2 separate regions of the Mus musculus genome follow, and region 2 is linked to region 1. The links are chromatin contacts, found by POLR2A ChIA-PET in ENCODE. All regions are on one chromosome and are shown on one strand. Each heading gives the region's core, a stretch centred on a gene start or an enhancer-like site at or near the end of the contact. The rest is flanking DNA. Distances are from core to core; before and after follow the strand shown. Region 1 holds the start of Gtf3c6 (general transcription factor IIIC, polypeptide 6, alpha). Region 2 has its middle 47 kb from the start of Gm32234.

The links. ChIA-PET counts read pairs that join two places held with the same protein, here RNA polymerase II (POLR2A).
Region 2: POLR2A ChIA-PET joins it to region 1 with 21 read pairs in embryonic stem cell. The contact joins the enhancer-like site here to the promoter of Gtf3c6 in region 1. POLR2A ChIA-PET finds 5 or more read pairs at or near these places in 4 of 5 experiments (Patski and embryonic stem cell).

Annotation. Positions count from the first base shown.
Region 1 is chr10:40,256,451-40,261,407 of GRCm38, forward strand. It overlaps Gtf3c6 (general transcription factor IIIC, polypeptide 6, alpha), which reads right to left and starts at 1,262. Exons shown (of 6, transcript NM_026113.5): 1 at 1,129-1,262; 2 at 763-843. The coding sequence starts at 1,209. It overlaps Rnu3a (U3A small nuclear RNA), which reads left to right and starts at 2,018; the gene lies at 2,018-2,229.
Region 2 is chr10:40,498,611-40,503,000 of GRCm38, forward strand. No RefSeq gene overlaps it. Among named protein-coding and RNA genes, the nearest start is that of Gm32234, 47 kb to the left of the region's middle. Within about 2 kb of position 1,380, at least 3 of the 3 ENCODE cell types and tissues checked have a DNase peak (open chromatin) inside an H3K27ac peak, as active enhancers do.

The sequences.
Region 1 (4,957 bases), core at 12-2,511:
CAAGGTGGCCTAGAACTTACTATATCATTAAGGATGACAATGAGCCAGGCGGTGGTGGCGCACGCCTTTAATCCCAGCACTTGGGAGGCAGAGGTAGGCAGATTTCTGAGTTCGAGGCCAGCCTGGTCTACAAAGTGAGTTCCAGGGCATTCCGGGGAGTTGGGGGGTAGGATGACAATGAACTTCGGATCCGCCTGCCTTGGGCTCTCCAGTGCCGGCATTACAGGTGTGCACCAGGACAGCCTGCTCTCATGCTATTTTTTCCTAATTGGCTTGTGAGGAGTGAGCCAAAGACACACCAAAGGCATGGTGAAGCAGGTGACATGGGTACTTGGTGACCGGCCGGGCAACACTGCATACATATCCACACTTAGACCAGAGTCTGCGTCCAGACTAGTACACTCAACTGTGGTACTATTGGAGGATAGAACTGAGGCCACGCCCACTACAAGGAAGGCAGGCACTGCTTAACAGCATGGATTAGGCTTTGTCCTGAAAGTCCCCCAGAAGTTTCATACAAGGTGTTTTGCTCTTTCTCTCCAGCCACACATTCAGACAGTGAAGAAGAAGCAGTCAGGCATTTTCTCTGCTCCCATAGAATCCCTCCCTTGTAACCTACTCTTCTGGTATGAGCCTGGAGCGTTTGATCACTGCTTTGTAAGGTGGGATGAACGTCTCTCTCTTTGTGGACAAGCATATCACCTTTTAGTCTTGTTTTAACTTTAAGAAAATCTACAACATTCCCCGAATTCTAAGACTCACCAAAATCTTGCATTTATTTTCACATTTGGAGAGAAAGTCTGAATCAATGATTCCTGACAATTCTACCAGAACAAACTGCTCCTGGTGGAAGAAAGCAAAGTTAATAAGGTAGACAAGGGGCAGTAAATAAGAAATGCCCCAAATTTCTCTGTGAAAACTCGATCCAGTTTCTGGTGGAAACCGATTCTTTCTAGAATGGGTAAACCAGAACTGAAGCTAGCCCTCCACGGCTTCTCGGGCTTCGGAAAGCCAGCGAGCTGTCTACCGGCCTCCCTCCCTCCGTCCGCATCCCAGACTCCCTTCCCCACCCAGGGGTGGCTCAACCAAGACCGCCCGCGCCGCAGGCCTCTGACCCTCGCTTACAACCTCCTCTAGCTCCTCTTCCTCCTCCTCCAAGTCCTCCCAAATGGGATCCACTGCCGCCGCCATAGCGTTCGGAGACGCCATCACTGGCCACGCCCCCTGTGGATGCCATTTTGGATACGGGCAGCGGCGTCCGGCTTCCGGCCAGAAAGCAAGATGGCGACGCCAGGCTTCCGTAAGTGGGTCCCACGTGGAGACTCGACACGCTCCGAGCTTCGGGAATTTAGGGTATTTAGCCCCACTTTGAAGAACGTGGCTCATAGAGCTCAGGCTACACTGAACTCAGTAAGTAGCTGAGGATGAGCGTAATCAACTGCCTCCACTATAAAACAAAACCTCACGTTTATTGTCTGCCGAAGGAGACTAGAGGATCAATGGTGGCCTCCACTTTTCATCCCAACATCTAAGGACGCGGGAGGGAGAGGATTAATGCAAATTCTAGGCCAGAGTGGCTACTTAGTTAACACAAACCCAGCAGTGACGCTACTGGGACAGGGTGGAATTCAGACCGCAGAGGACACAAATCAACACCCATCTTAAGTAAAACGCAGCCTGAGGAGCCGCACCCACCCTTTAAAACTGGTCCGGAAGTGATTTTCTTAGGATGACTGAAGACACTGGCGTGTGATTGGCTATTATCCTCAATATGTTAATTATGAACTTGATTCTGAGTTAGTTTACAAGTCATAAGTATTCAGAATGAGTTTTTGTTTTTGTTTTTTTTTTTTGCAAAATAATATACGAACACAGCTTCGAAAGTGCATGTGTATGGTATTCCTTAGGAGAATATTACGGGGTTTTCGCGGGGGGGGGGGGGCGGGTGGGGAATGTCACCATTAGTTAAAAATGTGCTGTCAGAGGTGGCCTCGCGGCGGCTGGCAACGCTAAACTAAGACTATACTTTCAGGGATCATTTCTATAGTTTGTTACTAGAGAAGTTTCTCTGACTGTGTAGAGCACCCGAAACCACGAGGAGGAGACAGAGTGTCCTTTCCTGAGCGTGAAGCCGGCTTTTAGTGCTGCATTTTGCAACTGCTATCTGCCATTGATGATCGTTCTCAACTCTCTTGAGGGTTGAGAGGGAGAGGACACAGTCTGAGTGGTTTCTTTTATATTTAGTTGAAAGTTAGAGTAGATGCTTTGGTCCTGAGCTACTAAATGGATATCTTTCCTCTTGTATTTTACATGGCTTATACTGTGTAGCCCGGTCATTCCTCTCTGTATGGTCCCAGACGACCTCCAACTCAAGTTCTGCTTTCTGCCTGCCTCAGCCTCCTAAGTGCTGGGGTTTAGGGTGTTCACTACAGCCTGGCTGACCTGCCTTTCTTGTTCTTAGTATGAATGTAGTTATAATGTTCACGAGACCATTAACTGCAAGAAAAATTTTAAGTGCTTATGAACAACAAAACAGGAAAGAATTTTGTCCTATTAGTAGTTGTGTGTGAAGTAAACTTAGGTCTTCTGCAAGCATGACTGAAGCTCCTTGCAGAGGAAAAAAAAATCTATGAGGAAGGCTATTAACCTGAACTAGTAAATAAAGAATATTAAATGTGATAGTGGTCGCAATATTAAGACACTGCCACTAGGAGGCGACAAGTGATTTAACAATCTGCTCCTTCTTGCTCTTTTACTTGGAAAACTTATATGAGAATTTTTATTTTCTCCTTTTTGTTGTTGTTGTTGTTGTTGTTTTAGTTTTTCGAGAGGGTTTCTCTATGTAACAGTCCTGGCTGTCTTGAAACTCGTTTTGTAGACCAAGCTTTCCTCGAGCTTACAGAGAGCTTCCTGCCTCTGCTGGAATTAAAGGTATACACCACCATACCAGGCTTAAAAATATGTTTTATAGCAGAGTTCTTGTAAAAGAGCCTTTAGAGGTAACATCTTGTCTCAGAAATGAACATTTTGCACTTACATAAGAGTAAGATACAGTAAGTTTTTGTTTTTTCTGTTTTAAACTTGTACTTTACTTGTATGAGAAAATGAAGTGCAAGACTCGGAATGTAGCTCAATTGTAGGGCCTGGAACCTTCAAAACCCTTGATCCTTTCCTGGTGGTGATGGCCCACGCACTCAGGAGTTCAAAGGCTAGCCTGGTCTACAGAGTAAGATCCAAGACAACCAGGGCTACACAGAGAAAAACCATCTCTCTGGGGGCGGGGCGGGGCGGGGCGGGACGGGGCGGGAACTACAAAGTGCAGGATAACTTTGGCTTCAAATTTCAGCTGCATCACAATGTGCTGAAAGGCTTCTCCAGATCTCTGAAGCACTGCAATCTAATTCTGGGAAGTTCAGTATAGGACAGATAGCAAGTGTGCAGGTTATACTGATGCTCTGTTCTAAGGAATTCAGTTGAAAAACTCTGATAGAAAATAATAGCAAAGAGCCATTTGCAAGCAGCCATGTACAACTAAATACTGAGAGATACTAAGCATCCCAGCTCGATAGAGAGTAATAATAGCTGTGAAAATAAAATGTAATTCTTTATTTTTATTTCATTATTTTTTGTGTGTATGTGTATAGGTGTTTCACCTACATTATGGTTTGTGCAACACACATTCAAACAAAAATAGCTGGGTGTGATGGCACAAGCAATTGTGATGTCCCAGCATTTGGGCAGATGGATGGATGAATCTCTGCGTTTGAGGACAGACTGGTTTACATAGTGAATTGCAGACCAACCAGCCAAGGCTTTGTAGTGAGGTGCTGTTAAGAAATAAAAAAAGGTGGAGGAGATCATGAGATTTGCATATGATGCCAGCATCTATGATGAAATTTCTCTGATTCCCCCCAAAGGGATGTGGCCCAGTTAGCAGAAGCCCTGACGCTGGAAGCCCTGACTCCATCTCTAGCTCCACACAAACGTTGCGGTGGTGCTTACCTGTTTTCTCAGAACTCCAGAGGTGGAAGGGGGAGGGGAGGAGAAGAAGCCATCACAACCATGTGGTTGTGAGCCACCATGTGGTTGCTGAGCATTGAACTCAGGAGCTCTGGAAGAGCAGTCAGTGCTCTTAACCGCTGAACCAAGCCTGAAAGGGCTTATTTTTAGGTCCCAATTTCAGGTTATAGTCCATCTTAGCAAAGAACAAAGAGTAATGCTGAACAATTGGAAGGACCATCCCGGAGCTACATCGCATACGCGTATGTAAACGTTTTCACCTTTTAAAAGTTTCCTCTGCTGTTAAAGGCACGTCTGTGGAAACGTTTGGGAAATACTGAAATATTAGGGGTCTTGTTTTTGGGGTTTGTTTTGTATTTTTGTTTTGTAAATGATGCTTGGTAACTTGGCGGGGAAGGTGAAGGACTGTCTTGTCAAGTACTCCGGAGACTGAGGCAGGAGGATCCAAAATTCAAGGTCAGCCAGGTGATTTAGTTAGACTCAGTCTCAACATAAAAGTAAAATGAGGAGATAAATCTCCCTGGAGGGTATTAGCATTTGTGAAGACCTGGGTTCAGTCCCCAGCACCAACAAATAAGCAAGGAGGTGAAGCTTGGAGTATCATGTGACCTTTGTAGCCACAGAAGTACACCAGGGGTCAGCAGCCTTGTGTTGTGGAGTGGGATCTGGAGGACTGGGCTTCTAATTGGATGCAGAGGAGCAGATGAGGGGGAAAAAAAAATCCAGATTATTGGTATGTGAGGGTGTGGTAGTGTATGCCTCTAATCCCGGCTCAGGGTACTGAGGCAGAGATATCACAAAAAGGTTAGGCTAGGAAACTTATCCGAAGCCTGTCTGTAAAATAAAATACATGTATTAACTTCTTGTTTGTTTGTTTGTTTGTTTTTGTTTTTTTTTTTTCCAGACAGGGTTTCTCTGTGTAGCCCTGGCTGTCCTG
Region 2 (4,390 bases), core at 130-2,629, 240 kb after region 1:
TTTTTATATCTCCTTGGTGACTAGTCTGTAATAACATGATAACAGAGCATACCAGTCTCCACAATTAGATGCTCAATAAACTCCTGAAATTTTAATTTTCCTCTCGTTGTGGTGGCACACAGGAAGCTGTTGAGTGAGAAACACTATTAGTCTGAGGCTAGCCTGAGCTATACAGTAGAACCCCTTTTTAAACAAAGACACCATTTCAGTTGCCCCCTCCCCCAACTCATTTGAACACAGGAATTAGTCATGGCTTCGAAGAACATTAGTTTTGAGCTTTCTTTCTAAAAAATTGTTGCATACGGATGTTTTGCCCCATGTATGTGTGTGCACCATGTGTGTGCTTGGTACCTGCAGAGGTCAGAAGAGGCTATCAGATTCCATGGAACTGGAATTACAGATGGTTGTGGGGTACCATGTGGGCGCTGGGAACTGAACCTAGGCTGTCTGAAAGAGCAGTCAGTGGACTTCACTGCTGAGCATCTCCATAGCCACCGGTGGGCTCTTTCTTTTATATGTACTAAAATAAATAAATAAATAAATAAATAAATAAATAAATAAATAAATTAAGTTGTGTGTGTGTGTGTGTGTGTGTGTGTGTGTATGCAGGCACAAGTGCCTGCAAGGACCAGAAGAGGGCATCAGGCCTCCTGGGGCTGGGTTAACAGGGGCGTGAGCAGCCTGAAGTGGGCCCTGGGAACTGAACTTAAGTCTTCTGCTAGAATGGAATATGCTCCACCCTTTCAAGCCATCTCTCCAGCCTAAAGAAGTCGCTATCATTTTCCTGTCCACGTGACGAGGCAGGGACCTATCAACGGGCAGAAGACCTGTCAGCCAGCTGTGCCTGCTCCCGCATGTCTCACCCCAGTGAAGCTTTTTTCCCAGGGTCAAAAAGCTCACAGAGTCTGAAGGCTCCTTCACCTGCCACAGGGTCAGTGTACGGTCTGCTATATATGTTTGGAATCCGTCCCTCATCGCTGAACAGAAAGTGTGTTTTATCATCAGACGCCTCCTCCTGACCCAGTTTCACAACCTTCCTCTTTCAGACTTTGCCTAAGTGAATTCTTTCAACAAATATACAAGTTAAAAAAGAAGTTAAAAAACCACCGTGTGCATGGTGGGGTCAGCTCTATTTTACATATACATGGTGCAGGTTACCCCAGGTGGACCTTACAGGGGCTCCTTCTGCCCAAGGAGTGGGCCTAGCACTGGCCAGCCACTGTCAGCTGCAGAGGGACAGGGCAGGGCAGGGCAGGGTAAGAGAGGCACTGAGCTGCTGAGCACACGGGAGGGAGAAGGAACCCCAGACCCTGCCGACTGCCTGAACACTCTGCACAAACACAAGTTCCGCTCCTTTGTGCTGCCCTGGAGTGTTTGCCAGCTCCCAGGTCACGTTGCAGGGGACCATGTGGTCTTGCAATGAAAGGCCCTATTGTGACCACTGGTCAACAAGGCAGGGCAAAGTCTGCCCTTGCAGCAAAACCAGGAACCTCCCCACTTTTACGTGCTGAGAAGAGTGTGTTTCGTATTGTGTAGATGGGGGTGGGGGCAGTTCCTTTAGAAAAACAAAAAAACAGAACAAAAGCCAGACCGAGGAGAGAGATACTTATCTGGTCATCGGCTCCTGCCCCAGTGGTTTTAAATAACTCAAGCAGTGGGCTTACTGTTCCCATTGCCTATTCCTCGTATCCCGCATCTTTCTGTTACTGCTGACATTGTCCTTTTCACGAACTTCCTCTCACGCTAGCCCTGAGCTCCTGTCGGGAATTCTCACTCATCAAGAGATGGCAGACTGTTAAAAAATATGTAGATATATTCAATAAATATTCTGTTCACATGCACAGAGACATGGAAGAGCTTTTAATACAGAGCTTCAACTGGTTTGGAACAGTTGTTATAGACAAATGCTGTGTAGTAGGCAGAGTGTTCATCGAAAATATGAGTTATTGTTGAGTGTGGTGGTGTATGCTTATAATGTGAAATCTCGGGAGGGAAACTGAGGCAGGAGCATCGGGGAATGCAGGGTGAGATCCTGTCTCAAAAAATAAAAAAGAAGCTGGGCGTGGTGGCGCACGCCTTTAATCCCAGCACTGGGGAGGCAGAGGCAGGCGGATTTCTGAGTTCGAGGCCAGCCTGGTCTACAAAGTGAGTTCCAGGACAGCCAGGCGATACAGAGAAACACTGTCTCAAAAAAAAAAAAAAAAGAACAAAACCCCACAAAGAAACAAGAAATAGCAACAAGAGCTTGGGCTTCTGTGGGTAAATTAGTCTGAGTGCTGACTGGGTGCGGCAGCACACCCAGCTGGCTCCCAGTTTCCTTGTCTATGAGATAACACACAGGCTCACAGGGGTCCTTGATGCTCAGCTCCAGCCACAGCTTTGCTGTCTGACTCATGCTGGTGCGTCAGTTCCATGATATCCAATTATTCTGGAATGGGCCGGGGTAGTTGCTATCCACAGGGACTGGAAGCATCCACCTTTTCAATGGAGCAACATCAGTAGAGGCTGACATCACCGAGAGTGTAGACCACAGTAAGTATTGGAATGCAGAAGAGAGGGAGACCGGGAGAGCAACAGATGCCATTTTCACCATAACATGCAGGATTCAAATTCTCCAAAGTGTTTCTTATCTCTCCAAACAATTCCCATCTGAAGTCAACAGACCAGGGCAAATTACTTTCTTCTGCCTCAGTTTCTCCATGGCGAATGGATGATAAGGATTTATGTATCTCTGAAATCCAGCTAAACGCTAGTATACACAACTCTAGACACTTCAAGAAGTAACCACTAGGACTTGGTTCTGAAATAAAACACTGGACAAAATGTTCTGGTTTTCCTTCGAGACAGGCTGGTCCTGAGCTTGTGAGTTCAAATAATCTCGCTATCTTGGCTACAGACTGCCAGATACTAGAGGCACATGCCACGCAAATAAAATGTTTAAATCAATGATGCGCAGCCCCAGGACCACAGACAGCAGAGGTAGTGAGATCATGACTCTTATGAGTACCCCTGCTTAATCCATAGAGACTTTCTGGCTGGGGGAGGCTTCTGTGACAGGCTCAGAGTCACTGGGTTAATGGAGGTCAGACGGTCAGAAGGACTTGAGCTTGTAACTTCCCTGGCCAGTTCCCGAGAGGGATTCAAGTAGAGCCAGATAATCCAGTAGATTATCTGGGATGCAGGGTCAGAGGGTTCAGAATTCGCAAGGCAGTCTCTGAGCAAAGAAATACAGCTGTGGTTTTACAGTATGTCCTTGGAGTATTTTTTTAATACTTATTTATGTATCGTGTATAGTGTTCTGCCTGCGTGGCAGAAAAGGGCAGCAGATTTCATTATAGATGTTTAATAGCCACCATGTGGTTGCTGGAAATTAAACTCAGGACCTCTGGAAAAGCAGCCAGTGCTCTTAACCTCTGAACCCACTCTCCAGCCCAATCCTTGGAGTTTGGGTGTAGATCAGCACAAGCACATTGCACCACACGAGGCTGGAGAAAGAACTACCCCAAATCACCCCCAAGTGCAACTTCTAGAGTTCCCACTGGACAGGGACTACATGGTCCTGTTCCTTTGATTCACAGCCCTGAATGGACGAATCCACTGTTGTCTTAGTAATGGGACCTAGCCAAGCTTGACCAGAGACAGCTCAAGCCCCTCCCAACAAGACTTAAAACCAAGTCTTGAAAGTATCCGACTATTTTCCATTAGTGGCATCCCAGAACAATACTCAAAATTGCTTGAAAAGTGAGGCTTGGTGGAACATGCCTGTAGTCTCAACAGCTGGGAGACAGAGGCAGGAAGATCTCTGAGTTCAAGGCCAGCCTGGGCTACACAGAGAGATCTTGTCTCAAATATATATATAAACATCTAACATTCAATAAGGTAAAGCCCAGACCAGAGAATGGTGAAATGTATCGAGACCCATCAGAATCAAGCCCTAAGAAGATAATCCAAAGGAAAACTATCAGAGCCAGTGAGAGGTTTAAGGTACTAAACTCGCTGCTTGCTTTCCGGGTCCAGAACTCACATGATGGGATGCATGCAGAGGGGCAGGAGAAAGGCTCTGCAGTGAGGCCGTTTTTGTTGCCTGTGGTTACTTGGACCCAAGAAGGATGTCCCTCAGGGAGCCAAGGCTTAGTGGCCAAAAATCTGAGATCCCTACAGGTGATATATGTGGTGCAATCATCCATACCTTTATGTAGAAAGATGGGGAGAACACAGAGATGTAAAATGGAGCCAAGTGAAGCCGGAGTGTGAGTCATTGGTACATTCCCTGGGCAAGAGAAGGTGGAGATTTCTGTATTTTCTTTTCACTGAGGGATTCTGGGTTGGACTTGGTGTGCTGGGCTCATTTCCAGAGTGCCTAAGTCTTCTCTTGTGTCAAGGTCTTCTG